Linked DNA regions of Homo sapiens: region 2 is linked to region 1. A link is a contact called in ENCODE Hi-C or POLR2A ChIA-PET data. All regions are on one chromosome and are shown on one strand. Each heading gives the region's core, a stretch centred on a gene start or an enhancer-like site at or near the end of the contact. The rest is flanking DNA. Distances are from core to core; before and after follow the strand shown.

The links. Hi-C counts contacts between places; a loop is a spot of excess contacts on that map. ChIA-PET counts read pairs that join two places held with the same protein, here RNA polymerase II (POLR2A). Pooled maps may share reads with other maps.
Region 2: a loop to region 1 is called in a pooled map, with 2.5 times the contacts of the local background. The contact joins the promoter of SNCG here to the enhancer-like site in region 1. A Hi-C loop is called at or near these places in 3 of 37 single-sample maps with no recorded cell type and 8 of 50 pooled maps. POLR2A ChIA-PET finds 5 or more read pairs at or near these places in 4 of 52 experiments (CD8-positive, alpha-beta memory T cell, GM12878, WTC11 and 1 more).

Annotation. Positions count from the first base shown.
Region 1 is chr10:86,898,065-86,904,928 of GRCh38, reverse strand. It overlaps BMPR1A (bone morphogenetic protein receptor type 1A), which reads right to left. Exons shown (of 13, transcript NM_004329.3): 6 at 5,039-5,135; 7 at 4,803-4,902. Among named protein-coding and RNA genes, the nearest start is that of MMRN2, 56 kb to the left of the region's middle. Within about 2 kb of position 5,593, at least 7 of the 41 ENCODE cell types and tissues checked have a DNase peak (open chromatin) inside an H3K27ac peak, as active enhancers do.
Region 2 is chr10:86,954,371-86,960,733 of GRCh38, reverse strand. It overlaps SNCG (synuclein gamma), which reads right to left and starts at 2,135. Exons shown (of 5, transcript NM_003087.3): 1 at 1,916-2,135; 2 at 1,060-1,101; 3 at 606-733. The coding sequence starts at 2,036. It overlaps MMRN2 (multimerin 2), which reads left to right and starts at 3,119. Exons shown (of 7, transcript NM_024756.3): 1 at 3,119-3,356. The coding sequence starts at 3,193. RefSeq lists enhancers at 1-45, 1,246-1,845, 4,848-5,447, 6,108-6,363, 6,049-6,363.

The sequences.
Region 1 (6,864 bases), core at 4,344-6,843:
ATAATGAATCTTCACAGACTGAACTAGCACATGAAGTTCTAAAGCTAAATAAACAGGGCAGTCACAAAGTTCTATGTAGTATTTAGTTTAGAACTATAAAAAAGCCTACATGACCAGTTCCTGATGTCTGATTGTATGTTCTGTGAAGTGTTATAGGTCACTCACTTGAGTGTCCATGGCCTGAGTCTCAGATGAGTAGTCTTTTTTGTTCATCTTAAAAGATATTGTTAGTTTGTGCCAGGGTCACTTAGATCCCCATTTCCGGATCTTCATTCTTTTATGTGGATTCTTATCTTCACCTGGCCTGTCTTTCCACCCGAAGAACTTCCCTTCACATTTCTTGTTGGGTAGGTCTAAGGGGGCGGGGTTCTTTCAAGTTTTCTGTATGACTGGAAATCTTCACATTACCTTCATTTTTGAAGGATATTTTCTCTGGCTATAGAATTCAAAGTCTGTGATGTTTTTCTTTGGGCACTTTAAAGATGTTGGTTCGCTATCTTCTTGACTGCACTGTTTCCAACAGAAGGTCTGCTGTCATCCTTAACTTTGTGCCTCTGTAGATACTCTGCCTTTTTTCCTTCTTGTTTCATTTAACATTTCTTTATTATCGGTTTTGAGCAATACAATTATCATGTGCCTTAATGTAGTTTTCTTCATGTTTCTTATACTCAGGGTTTGCTGAGCTTTCAGATATCTGGATTCATGGTTTTCATTAAATTTGAAAAAGCTGAGTGCAGTGGCTCACGCCTATAGTCCCAACACTTTGGGAAGCCGAGGCAGGTGGATCACTTGAGGCCAGGAGTTCGAGACCAGCCTGGCCAACATGGTGAAACCCCATCTCTACTAAAAATACAAAAATTAGCCAGGCTTGGTGGTACACGCCTGTAATCCCAGCTACTTGGGAAGCTGAAGCACGAGAATCGCTTGAACCCAGCAGGTGGAGTATGCAGAGAGCTGAGATTGCACCACTGCACTCCAGCCTGGGTGACAGAGCAAGACCTTGTCTCAAAAATAAAAATAATAGGCCGGGCACGGTGGCTCATGCCTGTAATCCCAGCACTTTGGGAGGCCAAGGCGGGCGGATCATGAGGTCAGGAGATCGAGACCATCTGGCTAACACGATGAAACCCCGTCTCTACTAAAAATACAAAAACTTAGGCATGGTGGCAGGTGCCTGTAGTCCCAGCTACTCGGAAGGCTGAAGCAAGAGAATGGCGTAAACCCGGGAGGTGGAGCTTGCATTGAGCGGAGATCGTGCCACTGCACTCCAGCCTGGGCGACAGAGCGAGACTCTGTCTCAAAATAAATAAATAAATAAATAAATAAAAATAATAATAATAGATAAATTTGAAAACATTTGATCATTATTTCTGTATGTTTTTCGTCCCTCCTCTCTTCTGGGAACTCCAATTATATCTATATTAGGCCATCTGAAGTTGTCCCACAGCTCACTATTCTCTATTCATTCCTATGTCTTCATGTTCACTCATCTTTTCTTCTACAGTCTGTCACTAATTTCATCTAGTATATTATTTCATCTGAGATATTATAGATTTCATTTCCTAAAGTTTCATTTTGGTCTTTTACAAAATCTGCCATGTCTTGATTTAACTTTTGTACATAAAAAATACAGTTATAATAACTATTTTAATGTAATTGCTAATTCTAAGGTCTATATCAGTTCTGGGTCAGTGGTTTTGATTGCTTCATTTCTTCCCTCATTATGGACCATATTTATATATGTATTCATTTATTCATAGTATTCATTTATTGGATGGCAGATATTGTGAATTTTACCTTGTTGGATGCCAGATATTTTTATATTCCTATAAATACTGTTGAGTTTGTTCTAGGATACAGTGACTTAGAAATGGTGTGATCTGTTTGGGGCTTGCTTTTAGGGTGAGACCAGAGCCATGTTTAGTCTAGGGCTAATTATTCCCCACCACTGAGGCAAAATCCTCCTGAGTCCTTCAACCAAAACCTATGAATTATGGGGTTTTCAACTCTCACAGCTGGTGTGAACAGATCCTACTCCCAGCCTTGTGTGAGCACCAAACACTGTTTTCTCAATCATTTCAGGTGCTCTTTCCCTAGGCTTGGTAGCTTCCTCACAACTCTTCGAACTGAGACAGGCTACTGGCTACACCTGGGTTCCCCCTGTGATGCCCAACCCGAAACTCTGTTCAGGGAGAAGAAGGTGGGCAATCACAAGGCTCACCTCACTTGTTTCTGGTTTCTCAGAGATCAGTATCCTTCACAGCCTGACACCTTGATTGGCAAGCTGTTAGTATATGGGTAGGGTTTACTGATTACAAGCTTCACTGTAAGATAATCTGCCTGGACCATTTCACTGGGCCCTAACAGCAGTATTTTTAGGTTTTATCTCTTGGGCTGAACAGATTTCCTTAAGAAACATCCTACCCATTGCTTAGAGAGCACACACCTGGCTGATAGGGTTCTTTACTATGTGGCTGAAGGCACTGCAGGCAGTCTCAAGACACACCACAGTGAAAAGTGTAGGTAGCTCTGAGGTAACGCAGCATGAAAAAAAAACAAAAAAAGAAAAGTATAGGTAGCTCATATTACAAAGGGCTGATTTCTGAAATATAAAGAGCTTCTATAAATCAAAGAGAAAAAAATCTATGCAATTCAATGGAAAAACAGGCCCCCCAAAATGAATACATGATTTAAATAAAAATATAGATGGTTCTTTTCTTAAAAGAAAAATAAAAGCATACTCAACAATATTTTACTATACACATTAGAGGCCAGGTGCGGTGGCTCACGCCTGTAATTCCAGCAATTTGGGAGGGCGAGGTGGGTGGATCACTTGAGGTCAGGAGTTTGAGACCAGCCTGGTCAACATGGTGAAACCCCCGTCTTTACTAAAAATACAAAAATTAGCCAGGTGTGGCAGTGCATACCTGTAATCCCAGTTACTTGCAAGGCTGAGGCATGAGTATCGCTTGAACCTGGGAGGCAGAGATTGCAGTGAGCCGAGATCACTGCACTCCACCTGGGAGACAGAGTGAGACTCTATTTCTAAATAAATAAATAAATAAAATAATATATACATTACAGTGCCCTTGTGTAATAAAGAAACCAATGTATAAAAAAAGTATTTTAATATGAAAATATAAATTAAAATCACCTTGAGATATTATCACCTGTCTTACTGGCAAAGATTCAGTTATTTGACAAAGGGACTTTGAGCTTAAAATAACCGATTGAGCATACTTGCTTGCTTTTACTAGTCCACTAAAACAGCAATAAAGAGTTTTAAACTTCTTTATCTAACAGGCAAGGAGAAAAGGAGATAAAATAACAGTAAACACTGTTGGAATTCATGAAGCAGATGAATGAGCAGTGACTTTGCACACCCAAAAAGTCTGATTCTTAGGTTAGAAATTGAGAAAACCAAGAAGCAACCAGTTTATACTATGGAGTTCCCCCAAGAACTTCGGAACTGGCCATTGTGGTTATGTCTGGAAGTAAAGTTGAGGGTGACAATAACACCAAGAAGACTGCTTGAAAGTCAATTTTCAGAAAGTCGGACACTGGATTATCCAATACTGTGTTAGCAAATCACTCCCAAACTGAGTGGCTTAAAACAGCAATTGTTATCTCACTGTTTCTGTGGATCATGCATTCAGGAGTGACTTGATTGGGTAGCTCAGGGTCAGATGTCAGCTGAGACTGCACTCATGTGAAAGCTTGACAGGAGCTTGCAGTCACTTCCAAGGTGGCTCACTTCCAAGGCCGACAGGCTGCAGGCTGGGTATTGGCAAGAGGCCTCAGTTCCTCCCTGTGTGGGCCTCTCTCAGAGTTGAGTGTCCACATAGCATGATGCCTGGCTTCCCCCAGAGTGAGTGATCCCAGAGACCATGGTGAAAGCTGCAAAGCTGTTTATAACGTAGACTTGGAAGTCACTTTTGCCATATCCTATTTGTCACACAGATCAGCCCTGATGTGTTATGGGAGGGGACTGGCCCCAAGGGGAGGAACCCCAGGCAGTGAGAATCACTGGGGGCCATTTGGGATGATGGCTACCTCAGATGTGGAGCTCTCCTCTCGACCCCATCTCCTACTCTGAATAATCATATGACTTTCGCATCACCTCCCTAACAGAAGATTCCAAGTCTATTATCTAGAAAGACCCAAAACACGATTTCTCAACTGTGGTACCCCATTGTTGAGGGTGAGGAATTATAATAAAAACAAGGAGGTATGCGAACGTCTTTTCCTCAGTAATCTGAAGTGTTTCCTTTATTATATGCTAAATTGCTGTATGTACTTGGGTTTGTTTATTTATGGGTTTACTAACTTGTTTCATTAATGTATCTAGGTTGGTATGATGTTTTATTATTAAAGTTTATATCCATTAGGGACTGTCTCTTATTACTCTTCTTTTTTGGCAACTGTCTTCTGAAATCATGGCTACATGCAAACAATTCTGGAGCTCCAAATTTCTAAAGAATTATAACGCAAAAAAAAAAAAAAGAATTATAACACAGTGGGTTTCTTGGGACAGATCGAAAACATTCAGATGCCAGAAAGCTCACTATTCCATTAATAAGAAAATCATAAGTAATCATGAACATACAAGAAGTATGAAATTGTGCCCAATTAATTAATTGGTAGTAAGGTCCTTTTCCCTTAAGAGAACTATAGTCTAGTTACATAAAGGAGATATACAACCAGAGAATACAAGTTAATGGTTTCTGCAACTGGCTTTACAAACAGCGGTTGACATCTAATATTTGACAAAATATTTTGCTTCAAAATAAATATCTTCTTACTTGTAACAAAAGCAGCTGGAGAAGATGATCATAGCAATTATGCAGACAGCCATAGAAATGAGCAAAACCAGCCATCGAATGCTGCCATCAAAAAACGGACCTGACAATAAAAGTAAACAATGTAAACAATTGAAATGAAAAAATAATCTGACGTGTTCAATTCTAGGTAGCCTGGTTACTGTAAAACCAGAGAAGATATTTGAGAAGCATGCTCCGACTTTTCTCGGCTAACCTACCTATGACAACAGGGGGCAGTGTGGGTTGCAAATACTGGTTACATAAATTGGTCCGACAACATTCTATTGTCCGGCGTAGCTGGGCTTTTGGAGAATCCTAAAAGAAGAGTAATGATAAAATTAGAAATGGTTTGGTATTTTAAACTGATATGTCTTTTTAGTATTCATAAAATACAATTTCTATTTCAGTGAGTGAAAGGGGCCTGCAAATTTTATATGTAAAAACAGATTATTGAAAGATTAAAATTTGTGCTGAAATAGTGAAGACTGCAAAATGGCTTTTCTTAAGAACATATCTATGTGGATGGTGTGTTAGACACTAGATTAGAACACCAAACCCGAACTTAGGTAATTACAATCATAAACTGGTCTGGTACATATAATCTCACTGTGGTACTGAGATGTGGATGAGATTTAAGATCAGACTAAAAAGTGGAGGGTGTCGTAGTCCAAAGAAAAGGCTGGTTAGCAAGGCAGCTGAGCGTGCAGAGGCGCTGCAGACCCTGCCTACCCCAGCCACGTCGGAAGTCATGAGCCTGATGCAGAGGCAAGTTGAGCATCCATGGTGAGGGAAGGACAAACTACAGAAAGCATTCTTGAGAGCTGATTACAGACCACCAGCCAGCAAGGAGACTGTCCCTAAGAGAGCAGAAAGCTAGCACAGAGAAGGACACAGTCACTGGAAGCGCAGCAGCACTTGCATGTGATGTTTTATTGGATTAACAACACAATATCTGACAAGTTGAATGCTGCAGCCTGGGGAGAACTGCCATTCTGACCAACATGTGAATAGCAAAGAACTGTTTGTCACTACACAAGTAACAAGAATGTAAGCGGAAATTAAGGAAAAGCCTCAGTATAATCAGCTATGACTTTAAAAAGGTAAACATGAGCCTGTGACTTCAGATTCTGTTGGGAAGATGGTCAAGAGCATTTGGAAATGTCCAAATACATATTTTATATTTTAAATGAAGTTTTATTAATAACTTTTAAACAATTTTTACTTTTAAATGATCATAAGGAGAGAGAGAAAAAAGTTAGGGTTAAACTGGAGAGTCTGAAATAATCCCAGATTCAGAGAAAACACATGGAGGAGGAAATGAAAATCATATAACTAACGATGAATGAAAGAAGTGTCAAGCATCCAAAAACGGTTCCAGGAAAGCTAAAATGAGCTTGGCCTTGCAGAAGAGAAAAGTGCAAAGAAAAACCAAGAAAGGGTTTCTTTGGCAGCATGGGGTTTCTCCAAGCAACAGATGTACTGCTGACATGACAGTGGATGATAAGGAGAAAAACGAACAATTCTTCAACTCCTGTCTTGTTTTTTCTTCTCTATGAAGGATGCTGACAGGGATGACGAAGGTAGCTCAAACACTACTAAGTGGGAAACGACATCCCAAATGTACGAAGAGATCTTACGATGCGTTTGTATTCCTTATGAGTTCCTATATTCTAACCTAGGTGAATTATATCCCAGGAAGATGAAAGCCCTTGTAAGAGAGATGGCTGAAAGACAGGTGTAATTTAAAGACTTTAGAAAGATGGAGTGTTGGAAACTACAATAGATAATGGAATGTTATATTTTTATATAAACATTTCATATAAACATGTATATATGTTTATATATATGTTATATATATATGTGTTATATACGTCCCTTTTCTTTAAAAGGGAAAGAAAGTAGACTTTAAACTGGGTGTGGTGGCTACTTGGGAGGCTGAGGCATGAGGATCACTTGAACCTAGGAGTTCAAGTCCAGCCTGAGCAATGTAGTGAGACCCTATCTCTAAAAATAATAATTTTTAAAAAGAAGCCAAAAATAGACT
Region 2 (6,363 bases), core at 886-3,385, 59 kb before region 1:
TGTGTACATTCACACGCATGTACACCCACACATTCTCACAAATGCACCCACATGCTCACTCAACACACGTGCACACACACACAAAGGCAGCTGCAGAGGGTAGGGTCAGAAGCAGCACTGCTTTCTTACCACTAGGGGACGCTACTTCCCTGAGGCTCCCAGCAGGAGGCAGCTGCCCCGCCCAGCCCAGGGAGGGAGGCTAGGCCCTGGGGGCGGGGCTGGTGCTACTCAGCCCCCGGCCTGGTGACCACTGCCCGGGAGGCTGCCTGTCACCGTGTGGGATCCTGTTTTCACTTATAAAATGGGGTGTCTCCTAAGTGCTGAGAGCCGTCCGGAAGATGTGGTTTTGAGCCTCACTTTCCTTGTCTATGAGATGGGCTCCCAAGTCCCCCGAAGGGGTGGTTGTGGTGATTCCAGACCCGAATGCAGGTCGAACAGCAAGCATGGACCCCACCCCATGCCGGCGCTCAGTGGGTACTGAAACTGAAGCCAGCCGCAGCCCCCCGTGTTGTTTCCTGGGGTGTGGAGTGGAGTGATGCCGCCTCCGCCCAGCAGCCTTTCTGGGCCCAGGAGAGGACTGGGCAGGTCTGAGGGCCGGGGCTCACCTTGCGCACCACCCCGGAGGTGACCGCGATGTTCTCCGCCTCCTCCACGGTCTTGGTGGCCACAGTGTTGACGCTGCTCACCACAGCCTCGCTCACGGCGTTGGCCTGCTCCTTGGTCTTCTCGGCCACTATGGGAGGACACTGGCTGGCCTCCACCCCAGCCCCAGCCCCAAGGCAGGCCTGCTGGAGTCAGGCTCGCAGCCCCTTCCCAGGAGCTCAGAGCCCTGGCCCTGCTGGGACCCTCCCCTGCTCCCTCTGACTCCAGGGCACCTCTGATGCTGGTGGGGGTAAGGAGACGCCCACCCTAGTTTAGCCTCATGGTCTGCAGGGGTCTGTAGGGCTTGGGACCCCAGTTGGGGGTAAGGCAGGACTCTAGGTTTGAGCCCCAGCACTAGGATGCAGGAGCCCCAGGGGTCCTATCCCCCATGTGTCCCCTGGCCCTGGGGCTTCTCACCTGAGGTCACGCTCTGTACAACATTCTCCTTGGTCTTGGCTCCTGGGGAGGAAATGGAGCTGTCAGCCCAGACCTCCCTCGAGGTGTTGGGGGCGGTCAGGACAAACACAACAGAACAGCTGGACAAACTGTGGGGTCGGTGGGGGGGTAAGGATGGTGTCTGGGGGCCGGCGGCCCCTTCAGAGGGCCTCTTCCTGCTGTGTCTGGAAGAAGTGGATGGATGGGAAGGGGACAGGACAGAATGTGGGGGACAAGAGAGAGCAGGCCTGAGGTAGGGACACTGGCTAGACCCAGGGTCCAGCCCCTGCCCGGGTGTGGCCGGGCCTCAGAAGCAGCAACAGGACAGGATGGGCCAGAGCTGAGTCATTGGCTTGACCTCCCCTTCCTCCTCTGGAGAGTGCCAGGAGAGGATGCGGGGGAGGGAACACTGAGCCTAGGTTTCATCCCCCAGCCTGCCCCTTCTCTCTGGGGAGGGAGGGGATCCGTGACCTGGCTGTAGCCGCTCCCGTGTGGAGAGGGTGGGGGCCACCTGAGCACAGGCTGCTCATGGCTTCAGGGGCTCCAGGCTCAGGGGAGGCTGGTATGCTTGGGAATGTGTGTGTGCGTGCACAGACAGGTAGCCAGCCCTGTCTGCGGTCTCTGACACCCAGAGGCCCCGAGGAGGCCAAAGACAAACACACATAGGTGTGCACAGGGCATTGTGGGTGCTCCAGGGTCTGGAGACCCCACCTTGATAGCCAGGGCCTCGCCCCCTCCCAAAATGCCTCCCTGGGGCTGGGGAGTAAGGTCTGGCGAAGGTAACTGGGCACTCACCCTTTGGCCACCACACTGTCCCACCCTGCCATGCCCCACTTACCCACATACATGACCCCCTCCTTGGTCTTCTCAGCTGCTTCCGTCACCCCCTGCTTGGTCTTTTCCACCGCACCCACCACGCCCTCCTTGGCGATGGAGAAGCCCTTCTTGAAGACATCCATGGTGGGTGTGCAGGGTTGTGCTGCTGCAGGCAGGACGGAGCTGGATCTCCCTGCGAGCTGCGGGCTTGAGCTGGCTCGAGTGCTGCCGCAGCGGCTGTCCCCGATGCCTCCTATTGACGCCGATGAAATATTGATGCGGAGGCCAGCTGGAGCCCAGCCAGCCCTGCGTGCAGTGGGGGCGGGGAGGGAGGGAGGGAGGGAAGGAGGTTCAGCCTCACCTTCCTCCAGGATAGGAAGGCAGAGACCAGGCTCCCTGGGCTCCTGCTGGCTCAGCCCAGCTCTCCTGCCCCGTGCCCTCCATGGGCTGGAGGGGGCTGGCCACCTCCCAACCTGTCCCTCATTCATTTACTGCCCTGCCCACCCATGGGGGCAGCCCTGGCTGGGTGCTCTTGGCCCCAGGGGTGCTGTGTCTATGCTGCACCTGGACAGACAGGCACAGAGAGGGGAGGCGCCTTGGCCATTGTCCCCAGCTTCCTAGGTAGGGGTCAGGGCCACATAGGCCTGTTAGGTGAGAGCAGCCAACCTCCCGCGGCCTGGGCTGTGCAGCTACCCACCAGCATCCTGGATGCCGCTGGACCCTGGGCTGCCATGAAACCGGTTGGAGGATCTGAGGTGGGTGGGGGTGGGGAAATGAAGGACTTCCTCATGCCTTGGCCTCTGGCTGCATGCTGTGTGACCCCAGAATAGTCCCTTCCCTTCTTTGAGCCGCCCAGTGCTGAAGGTGCTGAGGAGGCATGAATTGCCCCCCATTTCCTGGCCAGCAGTGTGGATGGGCAGCAGGTCCCCTGAGATGGACCTGACCACTTCCTGTGGCCCCACCTCGAAGTCCACGCTCTTTTCATGGCTCCCAGGGAGCAGGTTCCCATAAGGATGCATTTGGTGGGGCCACCCCATGTCTACCACATTCCCAGAGTCCCTGAGCCAAGTCCTCAGGGACAGGAACTGGCTTGTGTGGTTGGCGGCCCCTGTGGGGCCAGCCAGGGTAGTTGGGGGGCAGGACAAGACCCACCGGGTAGGCCGGCCCAGGCCACTTCCTCTCTTTGTTGTCCTCGTATTTTCTTTTCCTCCTGAGATTTAACTTGAAGACAACGTCACTAGCAGTTTCTGGAGCTACTTGCCAAGGCTGAGTGTGAGCTGAGCCTGCCCCACCACCAAGATGATCCTGAGCTTGCTGTTCAGCCTTGGGGGCCCCCTGGGCTGGGGGCTGCTGGGGGCATGGGCCCAGGCTTCCAGTACTAGCCTCTCTGATCTGCAGAGCTCCAGGACACCTGGGGTCTGGAAGGCAGAGGCTGAGGACACCGGCAAGGACCCCGTAGGACGGTAAGAGGGCCTGGACCTTGGCAGAGGTCATGGAGTAGGATCTGAGTCCCAGCTCAGCTAGAGCAGAGCCTCTCTAGACCTCACTGGGGTCCCATCTGTGAAATGGGCTAATAGTATCTATCTCTGGGCCATCTGTGAGGCTGAAAAAGTAGTCTGGACTGGGTGTTTCAGGATCCACCTAAGAATTGCAGGGAGTTCCCTGTCGGAGCCATGGCAGGGAATGGGGCTTGGGGGGCTGGCAGGGAGGCACAGCTCCTACCATCAATCACCCAGCATGGGGCACTGGGGGACTGTGGCTGAAGCCATTGCCAGCTGGCCTGGCTATGCCTCCTGTTCTTCCAAAGAAATCAATTCTGAAAGCTGAGACCCAGCAAGGCTGCCCTGAGATTTTGATCTGAGTTCCCTGGGGACCTGACTCTGACTGCCCAGCAGTGAGCAGAGACGGCCCCCTGCTCTCCAGAGCACAGTCCAGGGCGCTCTGCCTCAGCGACCCAGCAAGTGGGCAGGATGGTCTTGCAACTGGACCCAGAACATAGCTTTCCAACATTCTATGTGTACAGAGCCAGGGCCCATCCTGCTGATGAGGTGTTGGGCCTGTAAGTCCCCCCTCATCTCCAACTGCCCCTCAGTCAGAGCAGCAGGTGCTGTTTACGGGGCCCCCAGTCTCAGGGCCAGGCACCTTGCCACGTGTATCTCAGTTCATCCCTCCAACAGCCCCACTTACAGAGGAGGAGCCTGAGGCTCAGAGAGGCTGAGGGGCTTGCCCAAGGCCACACAGCTAAGGAGCAGGATCTGAGTTTGACTTCAGAGCTCATAGTGAACTCTCTGCAGCACTTGGAGCCAGCCCCAGCCCCCAGATGCTCCTACCTCCACCCTCCTGCCCCCACACACCAGACCTGTTTGGCTAAGGGCATCTACATGGATTTAGGGAGTGAGGGGGGGGCCAACTTACACTTCTGTGCGGTGTATGAGAGCCACCATCGCAGAGCGGACCTGCCTGGGATAGGTCTCATTTGGCTTCTGAGTTGCAGGTTTGTTGGGTGCTTTCCTGAAAACAGATTTGACCAGGGAGGGGCAAGAGGCCCCTTAGTGAGGGTCTGGTGGCAGTGGCGTGGGGAACAGTGGCTGAGCAGTTGGCCATGGAGAAACCTCATTCCCGCCTGCCCCCAACTCTGCTCAGGGCTGGGAGGTGCAGGTGATTCTCGGTGGTGGGGCGGCAAGGGGAGCAGGGGGCGGGGGAGGGGCGGGCTGGATCCAGCCACTCCGCTCTGATTTCAGGACCAAGGAAGCTCCACGCCTTAGTCTCAGGCCACCTTCCGCCTTTTGATGAAAGGGAGGATGAGAGGACCCGGTGGACGGGAGGGAGGAGGGAGCTGCTCCTCTTCCTCCCCACCCCCTTGGTTGTGGGAGAGACATTGCTCCCTTAGCCCCAAGGAGTGAGGGTTTGGGAACTGCTGATGGGCAGCCCTGCAGGGGCCCCGCAGTCCTTCTCTGGGGTTCTGAGTGGGAGGGTGCATGTACCTGGCCCAGGAATGCCCAGGTGTCCCAAGCCTGGAAGCCCCCTGCCTGCAGGGCTCTCCTTCCCACATCCAGAAGCTGCAGTCTCCACAGGGCAAGTCCATGCTCTCTCACCAAACCCGGATGGGCTGGTGAGAAAGGAAGGAAACGCGCGGCTTCCTGGGCTGATTACTTCCCTTGCTCCTGTGACCAGGGAGGTGGAAGCGTGCTCCAGACCCTGTCCCTGCAGCATGGGAAGGGGAGGCAGACTGGGTTCTGCTAGCAGGGGTGGTGACACCAACACCATCACAAGGAGGCTCGGCTGCCAGGGCCAGGCATTCTGCCCTGCCTTTGCCACTTACATCTGTTTCCAGAGCCCCAGGGCTAGGCTGGGCCCAGGATGCAGGCCCCAATAAGACCCTTTGCAAGGAGAAGCTTGAATAGAACCACTACGTCCTCAGACTTCCCTGAGGTGGAGAAGCGAAGGGGTTAACTGCTTCTTAGGTTGCCAGGGACCCCGAGGGGCCCAGCCCAGGGAGCCAGCAGCCTGAGCATTAGGACTCCGGGAGGAAGAGGCTGTTTCTGTGCCCTGGCTTGGGGATGTCTAGAATGTGGGTGCCTCAGACCCAGGATTTGCTGTCCCAGTGGAACTCAGTCTGCGGTAGGGACCGTGCTGAGCCCCAGGCAAGGTGTCCCATCTATCACATTGCTATGATAGCTTGGAGGGGTGGGGACGCCTCCCAGGGCCACAGAGCTCCTAAGTGACAGTGAGAGCCCAGGCCCACCCAGGCTGTCCTGTCCCCCCAAGAGGGTGGCCGTGTAGGGGATGCTGCTGCCAGCAGGCTGGTTGGCCCCAGTCACCAGCCTCAGGCTTCTCCTGACCCTTACACAAAGAGCACTGAGATTTTCCCAGCTGGGAGCTTGTGGCCCAGAGGAGTCCAGCATATGACTGGAGGTCACACAGGAGCAGGGCAGAGCACAGGCCGCCTTCTCTGGGCCACGATGCACCTTTTGCACTTGTTCCTCCCCCATCCTCACCCCCACCCCCGACCCCTGCCGGGCACAGAGCCCTTGGTATGAACAGGGAAGAACCCCCACTGGCCAGAGCTGAAGCTTCCAGAACCACGCTCAGGGGTTCTTAGCTCTGGGCTGATCCCTGAGAGCCTCAGGCTTCTCTGCCAAGGCCCTTTTCTGACTCAAGGACAAAATCCTGTGAGTTTCTCCCCTGGAATGGTCAAGTTAATGGCTGGCTTCAGGGCCTCAGAAAACAAGGCTGCTGAGAACACGCCTTCCTTCCCAAGGAAGACTTGAGGGCCCCTGGGAGGGCGTTTCCTGGCTGGGGAAGGGAAGGCACTCCACACAATCTGCATAATGGATGCGCCCTCCCCCTCCCACAGGCTCCCTCTCCCTTCCCCCCACACCAGCTCTGATCTGTGTGCCGCAGAGGCACAGCTTCTTCGCATTTCGATGATGGGGGAAGGGCCTTGCCCAAGGTCACTGTGGGTTCAGG